3 separate regions of the Mus musculus genome follow, and all the other regions are linked to region 3. A link is a loop called in an ENCODE intact Hi-C map of the cell type or tissue named here. Cell type or tissue: left cerebral cortex. All regions are shown on one strand. Each heading gives the region's core, and the rest is flanking DNA. Links, peaks and the distances in the headings are about the cores only.

Evidence for each region. A loop is a pair of places that touch in the nucleus more often than their neighbours do. Peaks named below come from ENCODE experiments on the same cell type or tissue, not always from the same donor. Only the 100,000 strongest peaks of a DNase experiment are listed, where the experiment ranks them.
Region 1: it touches region 3 in a loop (2.9-fold over the local background); 2 of 42 quality-filtered maps call a loop at or near these places.
Region 2: a loop joins it to region 3, with 2.4 times the contacts of the local background. A loop is called at or near these places in 3 of 42 quality-filtered maps.

What each region holds. Positions count from the first base shown.
Region 1 is chr1:176,750,173-176,758,682 of GRCm38, reverse strand. Cep170 (centrosomal protein 170) reads left to right here. Exons shown (of 20, transcript NM_001099637.2): 12 at 166-286; 13 at 1,700-3,517. Among named protein-coding and RNA genes, the nearest start is that of Mir350, 18 kb to the left of the region's middle. In left cerebral cortex, for the core only: no CTCF peak of the experiment used is centred there; DNase peaks (open chromatin) are centred at 3,234 and 4,544.
Region 2 is chr1:176,729,936-176,738,445 of GRCm38, reverse strand. It overlaps Cep170 (centrosomal protein 170), which reads left to right. Exons shown (of 20, transcript NM_001099637.2): 18 at 825-918; 19 at 1,551-1,602; 20 at 2,465-4,793. The coding sequence ends at 2,766. Among named protein-coding and RNA genes, the nearest start is that of Gm26104, 34 kb to the right of the region's middle. In left cerebral cortex, for the core only: no CTCF peak of the experiment used is centred there; no DNase peak of the experiment used is centred there.
Region 3 is chr1:176,840,641-176,849,150 of GRCm38, reverse strand. It overlaps Sdccag8 (serologically defined colon cancer antigen 8), which reads right to left. Exons shown (of 18, transcript NM_029756.3): 7 at 4,263-4,327; 8 at 3,782-3,970. Among named protein-coding and RNA genes, the nearest start is that of Sdccag8, 30 kb to the right of the region's middle. In left cerebral cortex, for the core only: no CTCF peak of the experiment used is centred there; DNase peaks (open chromatin) are centred at 3,883 and 5,070.

The DNA of each region.
Region 1 (8,510 bases), core at 118-8,117, 90 kb after region 3:
GAACGGAACAGCTAGAGAGCCTTGATTGAAGAATCAATGCATCATAACAAGCTGAGCTTGAGACATGGCTTCTGTGTCACATGCTGTGACTGAATGAAGTTCTCGCTCATGAAAATGAGCATTGGCAGGGTTGTTGCATTCTCTCTCTCTGTTTTTCTCCTTTAGGAAGCCATATCTTCATCTGGAAGCAAACGTTGGGTTTCACAATGGGCTAGTTTGGCTGCTAATCATACAAGGCATGATCCAGAAGAAAGGTTAATGGAATTGTCTGCAACTGTAGAAAACGGTAATTTCTCTCTCCTCCTCCATGTTTACCTCTTTTCTCTCCCCTCCCTCCCTCCCTCCCTCCCTTCCTCCCTCCCTCTTTTAGTGGACCATGTGTATTTAAAAACAAAACAAGCTAAACTTAATACAGTTAGAAGTAAATTAAGCTTAAATGAAGTAAACTGAGGACTAGTGTATATATTATACAAGATGCTATGCTATGCCACCTAACCCCAAGTCCTTTTTCCTTAAAAACTTTGGTGTAGTTCATAAATTGAACCTTCCAAAGACAAAAGGATAACTACTAAGATTTAGTATTTCATTTTCAGACACTCTGCTTTTTTATTGTAAATTTTTGCTGTTCAAGTACAATTTTAAAACTTCAAAAAATTAACCCTTCTTGATATGCCAATCTGTTAGAAAAATATGTAATTACCATTATAGTGTAATCATAAAGATAAGGTAATAATTTGCACATGATTCATATATGTATGAATTTATATTATAAATTAAGGTGTCAAATATTGATTTAATTATTTTCTATTTCATTTTTTAGTAATAATGTTACCTTGTACTACATAAGTATATAGTATTCTAAATTATCAGTTTACACTTAAAAAGCTTTACAGTTAATTTTACACATTAAAATGCAAAACAAAGACTCACATATGATCCCTTCATTTTTAAATTCTTTCAAATATGATCAAATTTTTTTGTCTCTGTCTTATCACCTCAAAAGTATTCACTTTTGCATTGGGATCTACTAAATTGAAAAAAAGAAAGAAGTCATTTATTTTAATAAGCTGCCTTACTTAATATACCAGAAAATTATGGTTTAACAGTCCCTTGGTTATAAAATTATGACAAGTCCTGTCACTTTTTACTATTTTCATATTTTCTATTGATACGGATTGTCTTAGGGTTGTCCTGCTGTGAAGAGACACCATGACCAATACAACACTTACAAGGACAACATTTAACTGGGGCTGGCTTACAGGTTCAGAGGTTCAGTTCATTATCATCAAGGTGGGAACATGGCAGCATCCAGGCAGGCATGGTGCAGAAGGAGCTGGGAGCTTTACATCTTCATCTGAAGGCTGCAAGGAGAATACTTGCTTCCAGGCAGCTAGGATAAGGGTGTTAAAGCCCACCCCACAGTGACACACCTACTCCAACAAGGCCACACCTCCTAATAGTGCCACTCCCTGGCCCAAGCATATACAAAATATTACATGGAATTTTTTTTTAATGCCTTGCTAAAAGCTAAGATATTTTGCCCTTTTTTCTTTTCTTTTTTTAGGAAGTACAAATTTTTCACAGAAGGCATTCATTTTATACTGAGGATATTTTTAAACTTATGCTGTAACTAGTAGACATTCCTTTTATATGTGTCCTTTTGCTCTCATGAATTTCTGCTTTGATATTTTTATTTTAGAGACAGATACTGGTGACGCTGGTGTTTCCCTAAGAAGTACTAGTTGTACAACTTCCTTGGCTAGTCAGGGAGAGAGGAAGAGGCGAACTCTTCCCCAGCTCCCAAATGAAGAGAAGCTACTCGAGAGCTCCAGAGCGAAGGTCGTTCCACAGAGGTCAGAGATAGGAGAAAAGCAAGACACGGAACTGCAGGAAAAAGAAGCCCAGGTATACCAAAGCGAGAAGCACGATGCAGACCGAGGCCTGAGTAAAATGAGCAGGGCAGTCAATGGTGAGAGTCCTAAAACTGGTGGAGATGGTAAAGCCCTCCTTCACTCAGGAAGCTCATCTAGCAAGGAGAAGAGTGAGACGGAAAAGGAAACTTCTTTGGTAAAACAAACATTGGCTAAAATGCAGCAGCAAGAGCAAAAGGAGCAGGCCCAGTGGACTCCTACTAAGTTTCCTTCAAAAAATGCTTTAGGCCATATAGATAAATGTAGGGAGGAATCTTCTAAGCAAGAGTCCCAACTCTTAGAAAAAGTTTCAGGACATTCTACGAGCAAAGGAGACAGAGTAATACAAAATGAAAGCAAGAGAAGAAAAGCTGAGGAAATTCCAAAATGCCAGGCCTCAAAAGGAGACAAGAAAGAGTCTTCCAAATCGTTAGTGCGCCAAGGGAGTTTCACCATAGACAAGCCCAGTTCCAACATCCCCATAGAACTTATCCCCCATATCAATAAGCAGAATTCATCTGTACCCACTGCCTTAGCACTGACGTCTGCAAGTAGACTCCGAGAAAGGAGTGACTCTTTGGATACTGATTCTAGCATGGACACAACCTTGATTCTAAAAGACACAGAAGCAGTGATGGCTTTTCTAGAAGCTAAACTGCGAGAAGATAATAATAAAACTGATGAAGGCCCAGATACTCCCAGTTACAATAGAGACAATTCAATTTCCCCAGAGTCTGATGTAGACACAGCCAGTACAATTAGTCTGGTTACTGGAGAGACAGAAAGAAAGTCCACGCAAAAGCGGAAGAGTTTCACTAGTCTCTATAAAGACAGGTGTTCCACGAGTTCCCCATCCAAAGATGTTACTAAGTCAGGCAGTAGGGAGAAAATTGAAAAGAAAGCAAAAAGCCGCTCTGCAGATATAGGTGCAAGAGCAGATGGTCGCAAATTTGTGCAGTCCAGTGGAAGAATCCGGCAGCCTTCCATAGACTTAACAGACGATGACCAGACCTCTAGTGTGCCTCATTCTGCTATTTCTGACATTATGTCATCTGACCAGGAAACATACTCCTGCAAATCTCATGGACGGACTCCACTTACCTCAGCCGATGAACACAACATACATTCCAAACTGGAGGGAGGCAAAGCAACAAAGTCTAAGACTTCTCCTGTTGCCTCTGGTTCAACAAGCAAATCCACTACTCTCCCAAGGCCACGGCCCACCCGGACTTCCCTCCTGCGAAGAGCCCGGCTTGGTGAAGCTTCTGACAGTGAACTTGCTGATGCTGACAAAGCATCTGTTGCTTCTGAAGTGTCCACTACAAGTTCCACATCAAAACCACCCACAGGAAGGCGAACCATCTCTAGGATTGATTTATTGGCTCAGCCTCGAAGAACAAGACTTGGCTCATTATCTGCCCGTAGTGACTCTGAAGCAACAATTTCAAGAAGCAGCGCATCTGCACGCACCGCAGAAGCTGTCATTAGGAGCGGAGCCAGGCTAGTGCCATCAGATAAACTTTCTCCTAGAACTCGAGCTAACAGTATCTCTCGGCTCTCCGACTCCAAGGTCAAGAGCATGAGCTCCACTCACGGCTCTCCTTCAGGTAATTGGTTCTAGATTTTTAATAACAGCAGTATGTTTTCTGTATTGGCTTTTTATATTTAAGAATTATATTTCTAGCTGTCTTAGAAAAATAATTCAAGAATAAGGTTAAAATTAGTGAGTTACTATCTCCTCCATTAAAATGTAAAATTCCAAATAAAGTCTTAGACAAAGTAGTGATTTCAAAATAAGATATTAACTAAACACATTTAGGAGGTTTTTTTTTAATTTGATAGAATTATATTAGGAATTACTATTTTAAAAATAATGTTATGCTCCTAAAACCAGGTGTTTCAGATTTCTTATGAACCTGAAGAGAAATAATATACCTTTTTCCATCCTTTTGGAAATAAATATCTGATTAAAAACTGTTTCATATACTTACACATTTATAGTTGGAGCTGTTGAAAATTAACTTCATTTATTTCAGTGGAAGATCGTGGATTCATGGGGCAATCACTAAACATGTGTGGGTCAAATTAAACTGGAAAGTTAATTGTGAACATTATCTTGTACTCTTAGCGTTTAACTGGAGTGATTATCTGTCACTACAATCACTACTCATTATCTCTAAGCGCTGAAGTGCTATTGACTTACTTGTCTGCACTTCGTATTTAAGCTGAAGCCATGGAGACTGTGTGGCTACAGCTGTGAGGCAGCTAGCTATTTGTGTGTATCCTCCAAGCGTGCTCTTATTACCTCACAATCAGCTGCACGTGTGGGTGTGGCTGCAAAGGCCAGTAAGGGTAGACCAGCTGTTCCCAGACTTAAAAGTTTATGATTCTTTACCAACAAGCTAAGTGAGCCCTAAGTCTTGAGTTAAAAGTAGAGGAACATTGGTGTGTAATCTTGATTTTACTTTTGCTTAATTTATAATACATCCTTCACGACTCAACACCAAGCCAATCGTGCGTTGTAACTGTGTTTCCTCCTTCCCCACTTTCTGTCCTCCTTTCACTGCTGCTCTTGTCTGCTCCTGTTCTGTCCTGTCGCTGCTGCTCAGTGACTGTGTTGATGACAGTCAGAGCCTATGGTAGGACCAAATGCAGACTGAAGCTTAATGGAGGATAAATGATGCTTTCTTTGTTATTCTGGCCTGTTTCCACACATCAGTCTTTGATTATTAATCAGTTGATTACCAGGTATTGTTATTCAATTATCTCTTACGGCTCTTACGGCTCTACCTTCTTAGTTCAATCCCTTTGTGCTGCTGCATTCTGAGCTGTGTTCCCCGATTTCTTCTGCAACAGCGCTTGTTCTGCCATCTTACCTCCATTTAACACATTAAGATATGTTTCCTTCCGTCCTAACATGAGCTGTGATGTAAGTTATATTTTACAAAGAGCATAATGTCGCTTCTTCTCTGATCATTGACTAGCTCTTACCACATGATTAGTCTGATTTTATTCCTTACTCTTTAGCATGAAGTGGCTTATTTAAAATGTGGTCCAAATAGAACCACTTGGCAAGTCTAAAAAACAAATATAAGATTTCATATCATATACAGGTAGTGATTTTTATTTCTGCTTTGAATACAGATCTTGGTACTCCTCTGTATCTAAACAAATAATAAATCCTTGAATTTCTTAATGAAAGTCCCTAGAGAAAATTGAGTTAAATGTTACTTTTATTCTTTATACTTAGTAGTTGGATATTACATAATTACAGTTACAGAATTTAAGATCTAGAAAGGATATTTAGAGAACTGGTACCAGGAGATGAAATAACCTGCCCTGATCAAATCTTAGGGCAGAATGAGAATCCAGGGTCTTTTACTAGCTGTTGCTACTCTGTTAAGAAATGTTACTGTATCCTAGGTTCCATAAGACACTAGTATCTGTTATGTTATTACTAGAAATATATACAAGGTAGATGTGACATAATTTTGGTGGTGATCACTAAAGCATCGAAAGGCTATTTTATCCAGTCCAGTGAAGAATGTACTAAATAGTTGTTACATGGTATGATTACTAGAAAATTTGATTGATTTTTAACAATTGAATGTCTTCGATGCTATAACATTTTTATTTAAGATAACTGTATTATCTTGAGTGAGAATGAAAAGAAAAGAAAAAAGAAAAGAGGGCTTTAATAAACATAGAATCATACTGGCCAGGGTTTCTATTCTCCATGTAACATTAAAAGACCTTGGAGTTATCTACCACCTGTGATACTGGCCATATTGACATATGTAAAAAGTATTCTGTAGTATTTTGGACTAAGTCATTAATTTTTTTTCCTTTCATTTAATGTGTTAAGCATTGATGACTCAGAATGTCTAGTAACATTGGTAGCAGTTCTTTTATGCAATTTGCTTCCAAGGGTTTAATGACTTTGTTTTACCCATATTCTTTTGTTAATTAAAATCAAGGACCCTAAGTTATCAAAATAAGAATATGGGTTGCTTAAACAAGGGGACTTGAGTAAGTTCCAGGCCAGCCTGGCTACTTACTGTGTCTCAGGCTTGGACTGTATAGCAAGATCCTGTTTTACACTAGCTAGTTAATGAAGTAGCTGGTGTTCATTGTTTTAAGTACATAGTTTAGAAAGTGTTGTTAAAATTTTTAAGGTTTTATTTCTTAAATATTTTCCTTATTCTAAATCTCAAAATTCAAACTGGAAATTAAACAGTGGGCATTTACAGCTTGTGTTAATTTTTCTTTTACATGAATGGTGAAAATAGAAAGCTTTCCCAGAGAAATGTTTCTCCCTGAATAATCTTATTGCTAAGTGCTTATAAATATACACAACAAAACTTGTTTGTACTTTAATTCCTCTCTTAAGTCCTATGATATATAATGAAAATGTGTATTTTTCTGATCTTTTTTTTTTTTTTTGCTAAATTGGTAGTTGTATTTTAAGATCGACATAGTTTTGTTACGTTAAAAAGAAATAGTCACAGTTAATCATTAATAAGTCCTTTTTTATTCTAGACATAATAAATAATAGTATGTTTCTAGTAAAAATACTATTTTATACCTTCAGTAAAATAGAAATATTGTATATTTTATAACTAAAGTAAATTTTATTTTGGGTAAAATAGATAGTCTATTATCTATTGTCAAATTAAAGTTTTATATAGTTTCATTTCTAAAAAATATAAAAATACATATATGGATTGTAAGACATGATTCTGTGTGCTGTGTTAAAATAATTTATAATGTTATAAACAAATATGTTTCTTATGGCCTACAAGATTAAAATAATCTTGAAAGTTACTTTCATTTTAATATGTATTGATAACTAGTGCTTCACCAAAGAACAAATTAGACATTGATATTTTAAAAGTCCCCAGTATGGATTTTCAATTTAGTGATCTATTAAGTGCCTTAGTAAGATCAGTCTAATTATATAAATTAAACATATTTTTGTAAATAGAAAATTTAAGAAAGTGAAAGTGATTTTTAAATTTAATCTAGATAGGTAAAAAATCTGAAAACCTTATATGATCTATTTTCCTGTCATTATACTTTCTCCTCCTTTTTTCCTTCTATACGGAACTCCAGGCCCTGGGTTCAGTCAGTCTTCCCTGCTCAATTAAACCTTTCTAGAAACATGCTCATAGGCACACCCAGAGTTGTATAACCATGATGATTTGAAATCCTGTAAAGATAATGATGAAATATTAACTATCACATTCCTCTTCAGAAAAAAGAAAAATATTTATATATGCTTTTTACAGAGACCCATGAGCTTCCTCTGCATATTCCTATCTTCCTGTACCCATTAGTCTAGATCCTAACCCCAGGAGAGCAAATAGTTGTGTGAGTAAGTACAGGCTCTGATTTATACATATTGCCCCTATAGATTCCTCTGCTTTAAGCCATCTTCAGTGGCGATGTGTATAGTTTTATCTAAGAGCCAGCCCACTTCAAGGAAAGTACAGTTTGAAGAAGTATCAGGAAAAGTATGAAATTCTAATGGAGGATGAGGAAATTCTGGGCTTCACTTACCTACTATATGGAGTAGGCCACCCTCGTCATTCAGAACTATTCTTAATCACTTGCTAGCCAGACACATCATCTAAATGCTAGGTACACATTAGTTGTTAAATAACATTTTCTGCCCTTATGGAGTTTACCATGAATTAGACATTAACTTCTCTGTTCTTTTCTTGTTTATATTTTACAAATTACTTGTATGTTTGATTTTGCTATTAACAGTAAAATGTCTACATTAATTTGTCTTCTAATTTTCAATGTGTCAGCAATAACATTTGTAAAATGTCTTTACTAACTGTAAATGAGAAAGTAATTGCCACTTTCCTTAATGACAATCTGAATTCTCTCTTGTGCCTTAAATGTCAGTGATTGTGAGGTTTTGTAGTCTCATGCTTTGTAGAGTTTACACCATTGTCTAGTTTGACCATATGTTTTTGGTGTTAAAGCAGCAAAGAATTGTACTGAAGATGCTTTGTTGTGTTCTTTTACCATGTAAAGAGACTTTTTCCAACCATAGCATAACAGGATGTTGAATGACAGAGGTAATGTTTTTTTTTTCCGCCATAAAGGCATAATTTCTGGACAGGAATTATGCACATATGTATGTTGGGAAAAGAGGGTTTTCTTCATCTCTGTGTTCAAAGTCCATGTGGCATGAGGAAGTCTTTTCCCTTTTTATTTTTGTCTTGTTGGTGTTTTTGCTGTCATTTAAAAAGCATCCATATCTCGACTCAAAAAGTATGTGCAACTGAAAACACCCTTGTTAAGCATTTATGACTAGAGCTTGTTTATCATTAGTGAACTTTTTCATCTGAATGTTTATTCGCTACACTATGAAAAACACGGTCTTTTGATTGTTTTTAATCATTGTTTTTAATTCACCAATGTATAATGTTTCAATCTTTAAGGAACTGTAGACTTAGAATTTTTTGTGAGGTATGTGTGTCAGTTACTGAAAATTGTGCTGTGTGTGAACTCTCGTGGTGATCTTGTAATCATGATTTTTATTTAAAAAGTTTAAATGATAACATAATAACTCTTTTTTTAATAATT
Region 2 (8,510 bases), core at 139-8,138, 110 kb after region 3:
CTATTTAGCATGCTATATGTATTTTTTTCTCCCTTTAAGTTCAAGTCTCAACAGACAGAATCCTGATCACTTGTTCTACATCTTGGGCTTTTTATTAACTGAATACCTTTACTTTTTCAAATGTATCTAAAATATTGATAGGTCCTTAGTATTTGCTTGAAATTGGGGCATACAGCCACCTGACTCACTGTTCACTTGTTGTGGAACCTGCTCACATTCCCAGCCAACTCCTCACCCCCACTCCCCACCCCCGTGGTTAGCTGTCACAAATCCCTATAACCCAGTGAAATCAAAACTATAGAGACTTGTAATTTATCAGTCAGATTTATATCAGTAAATTCTCAACCCACAAAATGAACTCAGAGCTAATTACTGATATAAGCTGCCCACCTAGATTGTACAAATTGTCCTATATTATTCTGTCCATTCTGAGATATTCATAGCTACCTGTGGCTACTGAAAGCCAGGTGGATTGGGTTTGTACTCTTGTTCTTCCATCTTCTCTGTCTTTTCTCTCTCTCCTGTCCTGTCTCTGAAACTCTCAGCCCCACCTTCCTTTTTCATTGTCCAATCATAGACTCTAGTCTTATATTACTCCTGCGCTCACCTGCATATTGACAGCAATCGACATTTTAGTACCTATTGAGTTATGTTTTTAATAGATTTTCACAAGCTTGAATCAATAGTGTTCACTATTATACATCTGAGTTCATTGAATGATTATTTTTCTTAATATAGTTTTGAAATTACACAAACTATGTATGTAGTTTTTGATATCATCAACAAAACCATGAACTTGAAATGCTTGTGTTTTTTGACTGTAGAATATTGTTTAAAGACAAAGACCGGAACTGGGATGACATAGAAAACAAGCTAAGAGCTGAAAGTGAAGTCCCTATCGTTAAAACTTCAAGCATGGTATGGTGGTTTTTCAAGATTAAAACATTTCAGCTGCATGGCTTCATTTGTAGGGAAAAGCATAGTTTTGAATATTTGTTAGTTTACATTCTAAAAGACTGTATAAATGCATAGATTCAGCTACAGTCCATCCAGTGGTGTTTAAAGTCTCTGTTGTTTCGAGGCTACAAAGAGCATTAAGGAGGATCTTGTGTTTATTAGTTACTGTGATGCATCTTGTTCACATGATAACTTTACATTATGAAAGAAGCAGCTTTAAATTTAGAACTTAAATATTAAATTGACATACAATTTCTATTTTAAAGGCACAGTTTTATCAGATTTTTCTCCTATGTTGATGTTTCACTTTTCATATTAAAAAAAAAAAAAACCTCAAAGGCACAGTTTTAAAATGTTGCAAAGTTAATCAGAACAGATGTTTCAAAACTGTCCTTTCTTTATTAGTAAATTGCCTTGAAATTTTATTATTATTGTTGTTGAAAAAATTTCATTATTAACGATTATAAATTGGATCTTGCTTGATGGATGTCTTGTGTGTAGCTACGAGTGCAGTACCATAGAGTTGCATTGCTGTAACAGGAGAATGGTTTAATTTGGTAAGAAGCTAATTTGGGGTATTTCTTTCCCTACAGGAGATTTCTTCTATTTTACAGGAGCTTAAAAGAGTTGAAAAACAGTTGCAAGGTAAATGTACTGCTAGATTAAGTAGTGCTGCATCTGGATAAGGTAGTGTGCGGGGTTCTGGGATGCCTGAGGCCCAGCATTCCAGAGGATTGAGTTTGAGACCAGCTCAGTGTATTCCATTTCTGAAAATATATTTCTTACATTCTTAATTATTGAAACAGTATTTGACTGAATATATCAACCAGTACTTATAAAAGTATAGAGTTGAATATATCCAAGTTATTCATAAAGGGAAGTTTTACAACTCTATATATAAAGGACTAGAGATGTGTCTCCATCCTAGGATATCTGCCTAGCATGTGTAAGGCCCTGGCTTCTTTCCTAGCCCCATAAACATGGATACATAGATATAGATAGTTCCCAATGTAAAATCTTTTTGTTGTTTCCCTCTATCGGAAGTGGTCTATGCAGATTGGTCTGGACCTCACCAAGTTGCTGGAGCTCTTGATCCTCCTCCTCCACCTCTGAGGCCGCCACAACTGGCATAGAGATAATGAACAATTGTTGATATTTGTATTTGATAAAAATCTGGATGTTGAAAACATAACCAGTATTTTTAGTAATCCTCTATGATGGTAAAAGCAAGTTTAGAAAGCTCTTGGCTTTTTCCCTTCCATGCACTGTTTGCAGTCACCTAAAGTGTCTGTATGGACTGCAGAGTCCTAGGAGAAGCACTCAGATATGTATAGTCTACAATGTAGACTTAACCACTGGTTACTGAACCAGGTTATGTTAGATCTAGCTCACTTAACTAGAGGTTACTAGCTTACTTTAGCTAAAGTCTCTATTAATGATAAGAAGTATTCATATCTGCATCTTGCTAAAAACAGAATTACCTCTCTTTATTTTTTGTTTCCTTTAGTGATAAATGCCATGATTGACCCAGATGGGACTTTGGAGGCTCTTAACAACATGGGATTTCCCAATGCTATCCTGCCATCTCCACCAAAACAGAAGTCCAGCCCTGTTAATAACCACAGCAGCCCTAGTCAGACGCCAGCACTTTGCCCACCAGAAACTAGAGCCCTACACCCTGCTGCTGCGGGAGTGGCAGCAGCAGCCTCCACTGAGTTTGAGAATGCTGAATCTGAGGCTGATTTCAGTATCCATTTCAATAGGTTCAACCCTGATGGGGAAGAGGAGGATGTTACAGTACACGAATGACGTTTCCTTATTTGTTAGAGACATTACCCATGGAGTAAGTAGGGGCATTGGAAGCAGCATAATGTTGACATACAAAACAAGAGAGCTTGGTCAGCAACAATCTTGTTATCTTTGTCTTCTTGATTTATTTATTTATTTTTACTTCTAATGTGTCACACCAGTCTTTTCAAACCACTCAGACAGCCACTTGAAGCACACTCAGCAGAGGCAGCTTATATCGGCTTCGCCTTTTGTGGTTCTGTGATTTTCAGATGAAATCATATCATTTCATCCTTTCCCTTCATAGTTTTTTTTTGTTGTTGTTTGTTTGTTTTAAGCCATGCTGTGACCTACAAACAAACTAAAATATCCACATTTCTGAGCCCCTGTGTCTCCTGTGCCAAGCTGCCCCCTGAGATGAACTTTGGCACCCGCTGTACAGATTGTTAAACCTTTCAATTTGCTTCTTAATACTAGGGTTTATATTATTCCTCACAGTCACTGGACACAGCGCCGCCCTGCTCTGTAGAGTGAAGCAGACCCTCCACAGCAGCCGTCCTGCGTTCTAAGACTTTCCAACATAGTGTGATTTATAACTGTTGCTAAGTAACTTGTCTTGGGGTTTATGGAAATTAATTATTATGTTTGCACTAAGATTTACTGGGAGTGATAGATGGGCGTATGCATATATCACTAAGGACTGACATTTGTACATAGGAAGTTGACAATACTGTATTGTTTTAACCCCACAGTGTTTTACTCCACTTTTCATACAAAGCTATTTGGCACTTTTCTTTTTTTCCTTTTTTTCTTTTCTTCTGTTTTTCTTTTTAAGGAAATACGATTTTGTCTCTCCTTTTAGATTAAATTGCTAGGAAGGTTAAATTTGACAGATAGTTTAGGTGGAGTATATTTTTAAAATTAAGAACATGTATATTTGTCCTGTGTTACCAAGTTTTTATGTTACAGAAATGCCCCTCAAATGATCATGAGGTTAATTTTTCTTCATTAGGAGACGTGAAGATCAGTAGTTGTGAGAGTAGTTGATAGTTGCACTCCCAGTCATTGAATTGCTTCTGTGTTTCCCTGTAGGTCCATAGTAACCCTTTGTCAGTCTTACACATTTGTAAGGACCCTGCAAGACAGCAACAACGACTAAGGCTTTGGGCTTATCGCTACTAAAAAGAAAGCCTGTGAAAAATATCTTCTCTAAACTTGGTTTTTGTTACTGTTTTGTTTTCTTTCCAGTAAGCTCACATTTCAATAAGTTTTTAAATAAAGGAATTATTTTTGTGTTTCCAGAACACTATAATTTGGGTGAATCTTAATTCTTTTAAATATATTAATAGGCCTGGATTTACTCAAAGGCTCTAAGTCTATAAAGAGTAAACTGCAGCTTTGTGATGTGGTCTTTGATATCTTAGCAATAACCTACGCTACATTTGTTTTAAGGAAAAGGTAACTGCTCTTCAAGGTTTTTTTTTTTTTAGGATCTAAGAAATCCTATGATGTTGGATCAGTTAATAAAAATGCAAAATGTTTTTGTAAGATGTAAAACATAAGTCTGCTGTGTAATGGATCTCATATTTTTCTTTAAATTAAAAAACAGAAAAGGATTTGTTCTCCTTGTAAAGCTAAATTCACAGCTCTCATGAAGTAAAACTTCAAAAGGATTTTAACAAATGTAAAAGGGAAGTGAGATGCTTTGAAGGAACAAACAAAACATCGAAGCAGGGTCAGTCCATTTCAAGAAAAAGTTATGCATAATAATCATGATTGTTCCCCCCTTTAGTTAACGTTTGGTACTGAGTCTATCTACATGAAGAATACAAGATAAGGAGTCTAAGAAGGTATTAAATTATCTACTTACGTTATTGTTTGTTTACACAGTTTTGTTCAATTATAAACATTTGGCCTTTTACTATGTTATTTTTATTTTATATGAATACATTCTCCTTATTTATTTTTGTTACATTTATTACTTTATTTTGTTATGCATTTACAACTCCATTTTTAAATAAAGTGTTTCTGGAACTTTATGCAATGATCATAGATTTCATGTCTTTTACCATGTGATATATTTTCATTTATAAATTTACCAAACAACTTTTTATAAAGGAACCTTCCAGTTTTAATAACTATATGATCATCCAAAACAGTATTCTTAATGGATTACTAACAAATGTAATACAATAGCTTAATACTCTAGTGTAACATATGTTCATGGATGTGTGCATGTGCACATACAAGCACACACATGCATGCACACAAACACACACACAAGTTATTTGTAGTCAGCCTTGAGTCATCCAAAAGCTTTCTGACAGTAGTATATCGGGGAAACAAAGGAGAAGTTTAAATATCTTGAACATCTTCAATTTAAAAAATATCAATTTAGACTTTTTTTCATTCTCAGTGGGTCTCAAGAGTCTTGAATGTCTCCGTTATTAATCAATAGCAAGAATTTCACAGCTTGATTGTGTGGCTTTCCATATTCTAACCCTGTTACATGCTGCTTCTCAGTATAATTTCTGCCTGCTCTTCCACCCTGCACTGTTTACCCACAGCCCTGCCATTCCTCAGACCCTACCTACATCTTCACAAAACTTCCTTCTTTGATACCATAGCAAGTGTCTTGTATACTTTCATTTCCCCTCTTCATATGACACATGTGTATGTACTTCTCTTACGTCACTGCAGGTGTTTCCTGGGTAGAACGCCATACTTCTGTGCCATTGAACTTCCTTTGTGTCCTTGGCCTTGTCTTTTCCAGGGTAGACATCCTGTTCAGCTTCTGCATCCTCTAACTTCCTTCTTGTCCTTGGACCTGTTTGCTGTGTCTCTGGCAGGAACAACTCTTGAGGGATTTCAGTTGAATGTTTTGAGATCCAGACCTATTCCTGTGAATGTGGTCCTTCAACTCTGATCTATAAAATGAGAGCTTCATCTTATCTAAGGTTCTTGTAGTTCAAGGGACTATGAAATAATGCTTCAAAAACACTGCAAGGTTCTTATATATAAACTCACTGAAGTCGCCTAACCCATCAGATTCAGTTTTGCCCAGACCTAATCCATTCTGTAGCTACTGTCTTAACATACTAAGCAGTATACTCATCAGAAGTAAACGGTCCTTGATCCTACACTGAGAGGGTGAAAAGCCCATTTTCCTCTAGTACCATAAGTCATACTCCTGTTGCCCCTTGGCTGATCTTAAAGGGAATACACACTGCTCTGTATGCTCAGATTCCTTTTGATTCATTTTCATTCTCATCAGGTTGTAGGAACTTTGTAGCCCTTCTCTTCCCTGTTTGCTTTCCTGTGTGCTCTTGATTCACTGACACCTGCTATGCCACAGTCCAGTTAGGTCTTAAACACGGTCAGAGGCTCCCCAGAGCTGTGGTGGTACCACCCATGTCTGAGATACTCTGTTGGACCTGTAGTTGCATGCAAATTACAGATCTCCAGGAAATAGTCCACAACATGTCTAAGTTTGGGAAACCTTTATGTTATTTGAATGTGAGAGTGGCCAGTACAACAGGAATCTAGAAGGAATATCTGAGCCTCATAGCTGTATATTCAAAGTTTTGTTTAAGTTCCCTGAGCCGAGCTAAATCACTTCTCCCCCCCCCCCTCCCTTCCAAATGCAGTTTCCCAAACCATAAAGCCAGTCCCTTGCTGATGCCTATATGTAGCTGATGTTGCCACCTGGAGCCATTGCTTGTTGGAATGTTCACTGCTCTGCATTGCTCATATGCATACGGAAACATGCAGTAAACATTTGTTCCCTGAAATCTTCTTAGTTTCACCATACTGTTCAAGCTATTGCAAAGTCCTATTCTGAAGTGGATGGACGTTTGTAGTTTTAAGGTATGTAGTATTAGATCTAGAATTGGCAGATATTACATTTAATTCAACTGCTTCATATTTGAGGTAGTTGAGGCACAAATGTAGAAAAGAGTACGGCCCTGTTGGGCAGTTTACCAAGAGTGTTAGCTGCATTATCCCCACGACTCTTGAGTTTCTCTGTTAGAGATGAAGGAACCTGCAATAAGAGAATAAGTTTTGCCAGACGGTGGTGGTGCACGCCTTTAATCCCAGCACTCGGGAGGCAGAGGCAGGCAGATTTCTGAGTTCGAGGCCAGCCTGGTCTGCAAAGTGAGTTCCAGGACAGCCAGGGCTATTCAGAGAAACCCTGTCTTGAAAAAAACAAAAACAAAAACAAAACAAAACAAAACAAAAAAACATAAAAAAAAAAGAAGAAGAAAGAGAGAGAGAGGATAAGTTTCCCCAGTAGTCCAATTAGGATTTGACTTATGTATTCAGATTGTTCATGGTCACCCACCACTAGTTTTCAACTTAAAGAGCTGCTAAACTTGAGCAAGCTGACCCAATACTCAACCACCCTTACATGCCACAGCCCCAGCCCCAGAAAAAGTCCTTCTTTTGGAACAGAAGCCGGAAATCCTGCTGTTTCTTATAAACAGATGAAAGAGTGAACCAGCTCCTACAGAGCTGAATGTTGAGTCCTACAGAGCTGAATGGTGAGAGCTCTGTCTGTGGAGGAACTACCTCTTGTTTTAAAAGTGAAAGCCAGAACTGTGACAGAAAACTGGTAGCCCTGGATCAAGGCTGTCACCAGAAATGTGCTTGCAGCATTTCCCACATATCCCTGGACAAGGTGAATTAAGAGGAACTATCCCTTGGGACTAGGTGAGATGCAGCTAAAACTACTTGGAGGTGGGAGGAGGAGGAATTAATGCCAGTGCTTCTTGCAGATACAAATAGCATAGGGGTTCCAGTGTCACTTTACAATACTCAGGGTAGTGGCAATAGATTTTCATTGAAAAAAAAAAAAAGTTTTGAATGAGATTAATACAAACACTGTTACATCGTTTTGTTTACAGCTTCTATGCCCCACCCCCAAGTCTCCAGAGCTTTGACTTTGCCTACTTCCTTCTTGAGTAGAGCCTCCTCGGTAACCAAAAGAAGTCCCACTGCACTCAGTCCAGTTCCTCAGACTTGAGTTGGCCACAGGATGCATGGGTGAACTGCCATATCTGTGCTCCATTGCCAGTCCATGATTGTATACTGAGTCTCTTAAGAAAAACACCAATTGACATTGAGTTACCCTGCAAAACTTCATAATGTGCCCAGTTATCATGGCACACACCAGAGGCAAAGGTAGGAGAATCTCTGTGAGTTTGAGATCAGCCTGATCTACAATGTGAGTTTCAGACAACCAGGGCTACACAGAGAAAATAAACAACAAACAACAAAACCTTCATAACGTATAACAGGAGGAGGGTTTTTTTTTTAAGACAAAGATGGTACCATGGTATCAGAAAATAGTGTATAAATTCCTTTTAAAATTGTAGTTTGTCCTACAATGCAGTCATTTACTTTGCAAGAGGAATCTCTCATCCATGAAAAGGCATACACAGTGCTTATAGGAATAGTATTTATAATAGCCAGAACCTAGAAATGTAATCCGTGTTCACCAACAAAGAAGCAATTACACAGTCATAGAATGAAGTTCTGTTCAGCAATGGGAAGGAATAAGCCAGCTACAGACATATGTGGTGGTATCAGTTTAAGAACATGCAGAAAGAAGCTGACCCAGCAGAGAACAGGACCTAGCTCATATAATTCTAGGAAACTTGAAGCCAGTAGCCACTGAGCACAGATAGGAGATTGGAAAAATATAAAAAAGGAAATAAAATATAAAAGAGGAACCTATAGGGTTGCAGACCCCTTTATCACCTTGG
Region 3 (8,510 bases), core at 374-8,373:
AGCTGGCGACTGGTTTCACAAGTTCATGTTTCTCAAGGCTCCAGCAAGCTCTTTGGATTTATCACATTTAAGGTTCAGTTCCCAAATCCTACATTAAAATCATGTAGCACGCACTGACTGACATTAAGTACACAAAACTAGAAATCCAAACCCAAGGCATGCTGGATGCTTTTCAAAGTCAGCGGCATGCTCAGTAGGCAGCATTGTGCACTAATAAGTTGGAAAGGTCTAAATATCAGATTACACAAAGGGAGTCTTACAATCCATAAAAATAAGAAAAGCAGAAACCTTTCGCCCTATTCTGTGACTGAAGTGGAACATAAGGCCACATTGCTGACACAGCAGAAATGTGCACTAAGTAGGCCAGCACTTCCTCTCAAAGGCTGAGATCAAATTTAAGATAACAAAAGTAGAATTCATAAATGACAAGAATCTACTTTCTAAACAAAAGCCAGACATCCGATCAATATAAACACTGTAATCTCCCTCAGACACTCAGTCAATATAAATCAATGTGACTCTCATTCGACATGTTCTCTACAGCCTAGAAGGCCAATGCTATAGAGGTGCACGCTGATTTTATTTGTTGGTTGATTCCACTAGACTGACTAGTTAAAACTGCCTTTGACATCTACTTATTATAAAACATCATCGTAATATTTTTTCATAATCTCCATGTAAAATTAGATTAAAGACCAATGGGATTAAAGACTGAAACAAATCTTGAATCCTTGTGGCCCCTTTCTACCTTTTCAGTGTTAACTACTGTTAAATATCTGATGTGCATTCTTTCAAATCTTTTTCTCTATACATATATGACCCTAGAGAAAGTATCTACTATGATATATAGTAGAAAATCAAATGGTTTTGCTTTGCTGTTATCCTAGGTCATTTATTTACTTTGGAGTTAGGCTCACACTAGACCACATGGGTCTTCACATATGTGTATGTGGATATACAAAATCTGTGTGAACTCTGTGTGTGGCTGTGCATACAATTTTTAAGTTTTCACGTTTATTTACTGTGTGTGTGTGTTACACATGTATGTGCCACAGTACCACTGTAGAGGCCAGAGGACAGCTTATAGGACTCAGGGCACTCCTTCCACTCTCTGGGCTCCCAGGGACTGAACTTAGAGCATCATGTTTTGCAGCAAGCAGCGTGCTGGCTGAGCTATCTCTCCAGCCCCGATTCTTCCATAAATCGGCATAGCTGACATATACCACAGTTTAGTTCTTTCTTTTGAAGGATGCTCAGGCTTTTACACCCTTACAAATAATGCTACAAAAGCATTCTCTATGATGCTCTAATGTGTGTACATGACCTTTTCTTTGTAGGAAACTATAACACATAAATTAAATATTAATAGAGAGTGCTACATCATCCTGCAAAGTAGCTGTGCTGATTTCATTGTGCCACCGGCAAGGCACGGAAATCCTGGTCTCAGTGGAATCATCCACCATTAGTCATGGCCAGTCCGATGGAGTAGGCTGCTCTTAGTCGTGTAAATATCTTCTGATAACTGACAGCTTCCTCTCTTACCAGCCTCTTCCCCTTACTCACAGTGCAACTGGACAGTCTGCCATGTTTTATTTCAAAACTGCTTACATACTCTAGTAGTTAGTTACCCGTGGCAAGCATGTTCCCAGTCTTTTACTATAATTGGCAATATTTTACTTTAAGTAAATTAAGTCAATTAATTAAAATTGTCCTGTAGTGCTGCGAATTAGACCCTGGACATGTGGATCAGTGTCACACCGCTGAGCTACACAAGGAACCTTACGCTCTGTGAGACAGGATCCTGCTCTATATTCAGACTGGCTTGGATCCTCTGCCTTAGCCTACAGAGCTCGGTCACCATAGGTGTGGGTTACCACCCCCGATGCCCATGAGGTCATTTTTTAATGACTCAAGGGAATAATCTTTTGCTGTTTATGACTTTCACTTTTGCATGTCATGCTGAGGATACAAGTCCAAAGCTATCAGTTTACTTCTAATACTTTTATAGTCTGAACTACATTTGGCTCTTTATACATAATTCAGTTTGCAAAGTACAGTTCTATTTTATTTTTATCAAATAGAAAGAAAAATTTAATTTCTCTGAGCCACTGCTTCCCAACTTATAAATGCACATAACAGTGCCTGCCTTACACAATGCATTTTAAGATTAAAGGAGACTATGTTTTTCAATTACCTAGCTCAGGCCTGGTCAAATAACACTCACTATTATTTGGGTAGGAAAAATATTATATGTGTGTGTGTGTGTGTGTGTGCATGTGTGTGTGCGTGCATGTGTGTGTTTTATTGAATATATGTAAAAGCTTTAATAATAACTCACAACATACTTAGCAAAATCAAGGCCATCAGCTACCAGTCATCCCTACTGGCAAGTTGGGTTTTGTACAGCAGTCAGTACATTAATCGTGTGTGGAAGTCACCGTTGGCAGAAACATCAAACCTTCTTATGCTCTGTGAAGTGCAGAGGCTCTGGTGTTTAGTATGTAGATACTGCTCAGCAGAAGAACGCTGAGCATTTACAAAGAAGCACTGTATAGATATCATCTCAACTACTGTCCCAAACACCTCATATGCTCTAAAAGTGAGAAGACAGAGACCCAGAAAGGCTAGACAACCCCAGTGAAATTACACAGCAAACAGTGGAAGAACTAGACTATGCATCCAAGGCAGTCTGTGTCAAAGCTCAGTGCTCCTGTTCATAAGGTAAAGATGCCTTTGTATATTTTCCCAGAAAATAGCAGAATAGAAAACTCCATTCAGAGCAATAAAGCAAGTTGTTGTAAAGAATATCTGCCTGCCTTTAATGATCAGTCATTCCATGTTTGTATATCAATTCTGCCTATGGGATCTCTGACTTACCAGTCAGAACATGAACACTGAGTGAACAACAAGGCCAGGGACTCTGGCAGGACCCAGAGCTGAAGCAATAAACAAGACCTCAGTGTGGCTCTCAAGTGGACATGATGTATTCTAAAGATTCAGAGGAAAGCATGAAGTCAGTTGAGGACCTACTGGGTGGGACTTAGTGAGGGAATAACTTGGAAATAAATGCAGTTTGAGCTTCTGAGATGAGCACAGCAGACAGAGATGGGTCAAGACTAATGAGCATAGGAAAGCACAGACTGCAAAACAGCACTGGATTTTATAATAACCAATAATTTTCAATTTCTACTGAATGAAATTTTACAGAAGAGAAAAGACTTCCTTCAGGAGAGTGAAACTAGATCACGAAATGCACATGGGGGCCTGTGGTATTTCAGCCTGGGCAAGAATTTGAACATAGCTTCTTTGTAATCACCCCCTAGTCAGCCTTCCTCTGCTGATGCTGTGACAGCTGCATCCTCTTCCTGTGACATCAGAATATGCTCTGCAACAGGCACGTGAAGAAGATGTGCTGATAGCCCATTCTGCCTAAACCACACTGTAAATCCAAGACACGACGCAATCTAAAGAGGTGCAGTCACACCCATCTTGTGAAGAAGGCTGTTGAGACTGCAGTCACTGAACTGCGTGACCCATGAGGATTACCTATTTCAATCCTCTTACCTCAAATGAGATTTGAACTAAGACGTTTCCCCATGGCTGGCGGACCCGACCTTCGCCACTCTTTCTTCATGAAAGCTACAGAGAAGGGACCATCTAAACTCTGGTTTATTGGGAGTTGAAGTTAACTGTATGTGACTCCCCATCAGATCAAAGGACACATGCCCTTATAGATACAATGTCCTCCGTGGCCAAAGATCCGGACACAAGGCACACTTACTTAGTCAGCCTCTCGATGGTCTGGATGTGCACGTTGCTGTGTGTCTGGGAAAGAACAGCTTCATGCTGAGCACATTTCAAACAGAGGCCACCCACACGGCTGGATGCACTCGCAGCCAGAAGAGACTCTTTATGCTTCAATCTTTCCTTAAGATCCTCACAGGTTTTCTGGTATTCAGCTAAGTCTTTCCTAAAAGAAAGTGAAAAAATTGTAGGCTAAGTCCAGGAAACAGTACAAGTACAGAGAGTATCGTCACCGCCATGCATAGTGTTGAGCACAGGAGACACCTAACATATGTACCTTATTAACTCTTACCATAACCTTGAAGCACAGGACTGATTGCCTTATTTTTTTTTGTACTACATTGTGAAGTGCTATCAAGTAATTCTAATTTTGATTGCATCTATTGTTCATCAACTGCTAAAGTCTACCTTAAGATCCCCACCCTTTTGATGTGTCTGGAAATAGATGATTCATTTACCTCAGAAGCATCAGCTGAGATTCCAGAAGGTCAGTCTTCGCCTCGTATGTGAGTTTCAGCCTCTCCTGCAGAACAAGGCAGGAAAGCACATTTTTGCCATGTCTTGTTTTCATAAAAAATTTAAATTCTAAATAGTAACTCAAGTTTTTCTCTCTCGCCCACAGGGAGATCCAGGCTTCAGGAGTGCGTGCACTAGCTCACTCCACTCTGCTGTTCTGACTATTAGGTGAACGCCAATACAGAGCCATTGGGTCCCAAAATAGTGACTGCCTACCATTCTTATTTTCTTTTAAAACTATGCATATTATACCAAGTCTTACCGTTAAAAGTGTGAACTTTGCAGAAAGTTGATTGTCACTTAGTAGTCTCATAATGGTAAATCTCAAACTTATCAGAATTCCTCTTTGTAAGTGAAATATGTTTGGCGTGCAATATATACATACTTTGAATAGGAAGGTTAAAAGTTTAGTGCCTACCATGATAAGTCAAATGGACAGCCCATCTGTAAGCTGACTCTCTGTGCAATCTACCATTAAACAGGTACTTTTTAGGAATCTACACAAAGGTACCTCAAACCTCAGCAAGAGTCTATACTCTTGTAAGGAACAGAGTGGCACATGAGTCTCTGTGAGATGAACAGGAGGAAAGCAGAGTTATAAAGGCAAAGCTTTCTAATCCAGTTAAAAAAAATAGGCTTCTTAGAGCAGGAGTTAAGGCATGAAGGAGGATTTCCAGGAGAGAATCTGAAGCTATCACATCACACCGTATCTTTGGGCAGCCTGACTGGATCACCAGACAGTAAAGAGCTACGACAAGAGCAGCTGGACGTGGGAGAGACAGGAAAGTGTGGGACACGGGAAGAGGGTAAATGCTAAGACATCTGTTTATCCAACCCATGTAGCTGAGGCACTGGACATGCACTGGAAACTTAGCAGATTGAGTGTAGCATCAGAATAACGGGGGCGGGGAAACACTGTTTATAAAGAACTAATTGCAGATGCATAGGTAGGTCAGACCGTGAAGACAACCCAGTGATAAATACTGAAAAGTAAGTTTGTAGTGTTGAGATATTCAAGAGTCAGGAGGATGGAAGTTCATAACTGATTAGATCTGAGACAGAAAATGACAAAACTCATCTAGGTTCCTGAACTGAGTGATAAGTGAGTGCCAGTGAGAAATACGATTTCAGACCCAGGAAAGAGAGCAAAGAAACCCCCAAAATAATTCAAGCAGTGACACAGAGAACAAACAATAGGACCATAAAAAGAACTCAAAAATCAAGATGACCACGTTGAGTGAAAACCAATGGTATGAATAGTCCCATTAATTAACAATGGCATAGATACTACATTATAAAACTAACACCAGAGTGGCTGAGAGCCAGAACCCAGCTGTGTGCTTCTAAAGGAAACCACCCTCGGCTAGTAAGACACAAACAGGTTAAAAGTAAAGGATAGAAGAAGAGAAATCCCACCATTCTAATGCTAGTTTTTAAAGCTGTATGACTTAGTAAAAAATCTGTAAGCTTTTTAAAAATCATGTGAGGAGTTCAGAAATGAAATATGAAAATAAATATTATATTTATGATAGCATCCATACCAACTAAGGACTGATTCTAATGAAGGGTATTTGAATCCTTTCCTCAGAACCTAAACATAGCCGAGCATGGGGTATACTCCATATCCACTGCACTGCAGAGGCACAGGCAGGATGGTCAGGAGTTCTAGGCCCTAGATTCTAGGCATCCCTGAAATAGACCAGGTCCAGAGCATCCTGAGATATGCTGAAAGATCCTGTTTCAAGAAAGCCAAAGGCCAGGGATGCAACTCAGCAATGTAGTGCTTTGCCTAGTGGTACTTGGCCCAAGTTTTGATTCCCATAATCTCAAAGAAAAAAAAAAGCCTAATGAACGTTAAAGATAACTTAAATACATGAAGTTGTATGGAGTTCACAAGGATGGGTGAAATGGTATTATAAGGCCATTAATTCCCAAATAACATATACTTTAGAAAGACAATCTAAATCAAACTCTACAATGTATTTGGAAATGCAAAAGGCCAAAATAGTAAAGATACTCTTTTGGAAAAAGAGTAACATTCTATGTGACATGGTCTACAATTCAGGCTATAATAATCAAGACAGTTTAGTATGCGCACAATGAAACACATAGAGAAACAGAACACTTGTAAGCCATGGAAAAGGTGCTGAGATGCAGGGGAGGTTCCCAGGTGTGTGCTTGCTCACCTCACATGTGCAGGCTGTTGGGTTGAACCCTTAAAACCACAGGCACAAAACACAACATGTAAATCATGAGGGCACAAGACTACCTTTTCAATAAATAGAACTCTAATATATCGATAAACACACTAGACAAAACCAAAACATAATCTGTGTGCTTCATATCACATACCAAGATGAATTCCAGGCAGATTGTATATCTAAATGTAAAAGGCAGAGCTAAACACTCCAGAAAATACTTTAGGAAAATATCCTGTGTCAGGAAGAAAGGGACTTTTTAAGGTACAGAAAGCGCACACTCTTAAGCTCTCACATTCCTTACTCTCTAGCTCTCTTTCTCTCTTTCCCTTCCCCCTTCTCTCCATGTGACCATGGCCGGCCTCTCCCTCTCTCTTTCTACCTTCTCTCCTTTCTCCCTGCCTTTCTACAATAAAGCTCTAAAACCATAAAAAAAAAATACAGAAAGCACTATACAACGAATAAACAATGAAATCTTTGTAACTAAAGCAAGCAATTAGCTACCAGGAGAATTAAAAAGTAAGATATACTTAGTGAGACTACAAAACTTACTACACATAGTAAAGCATGTGTAAGTATATGTGTGTGTGTGTGTGTGTGTGTGTGTTCCCCAAATCAACATATCAAATAAACATAATATATCAAGGAGCAGAAACACTATACAGCATACTTTGCTATAAGCTCAAGGGTAGCCTGGGCTCATGATGAGTTCCAGACCAGCCTAGAGAGACCTTGTACGAAACAGACTCATTACAAAAAAACCCAAAAAATAAACAAACAAAAAAACCCCAAAAAACCCCAAGCAAATACACACAAGATCATTAGAAAAACTGCCAACAGTGTATAAAAAGGGGTGTGGACTTCAGGATAAGTCCTGTACCATGTATAGGGTATAAACTGGTAAAGCACTTCGTAGAAGACAGCCATTGATAATCAATTCAAGTCGAACACTAACATAGCCTAAGACCAAGAATGTGTGAGGTGCATGCTCACAGACATAATGAATGTTCTCTGCAGAAATACTCACACAAGCACCAAGCTAGAAGCACAACAAATATCCATCAGCACTAGATAAGTCACTTATGGTACATTCATTTGGTGGCTCCTCAATGAAAATTGCTACTCTTTTGCTACATGCAGTAACATGGACAGATCTAGAAATGCAATGGTAGGAAACAAAGACAAATGGTTGGGACATACATGTAATGCCAGCACTTGAGAAGCAGAGGCAGGAGGATTGAGTTCAAAGCCAAATTTGGTACCACAGTGAGTTCAATGCCACCCTGGGCAATATGAGACCCTATCTCTAAAAGCCAAACTAAAGTTAAAAGAGAAAAGGGGTAAGGAAGATGGAGAAGGAGAAAGAAAGGGGAGCTAAATTAAAGAACGGATACCGTTGTAAGGCTCCATCTATATAAGCTTCCCTTAATTCGCACATTCAAGTAGAATGTTCAGTAATGTGTTCTTGGCAAATGCTCATGGAAGTCAGGATGTTGATTAGCTATGGAGTGCAGAGACACTGGGTGGCAGGGAACACAGCAAGGATGTACAAGGATGGAAAAAAAAATCTTGATCCAAAATTTCCTGAGTACTCTTTCAGAGAAAATCACTAGGCTGTAAACTTTTGAGTACTTTAATGAACTCAAATTGCGTTGTGCAGGAAGAATGTTGGGAAAGAGGATGTCGAACTGGTCCATGTGGTATCAAAACTATTACTAGGTAGAAATCACTTGCAACTGTAAAATGAGCAGGCTGAATGTGCTCTCAGGTGTTACAGTGAAAACAGGAGACAAGGAGTACAGATAAGAATATATTCAACTGTCTGGGAAAGTTTGCGGAGTAAAGGAGATAAAAGTGTAGGGTCATGAACAGGATAAATTGAAAAAAGAAAAAAAAAAAACAATCTGTGAGAAACCAGACATCAGACTTACTAAAGAAAAGGCTATAAGCAATTGCCTCCTGTACATCCAAAGAACAAGGGGAAACATAGGC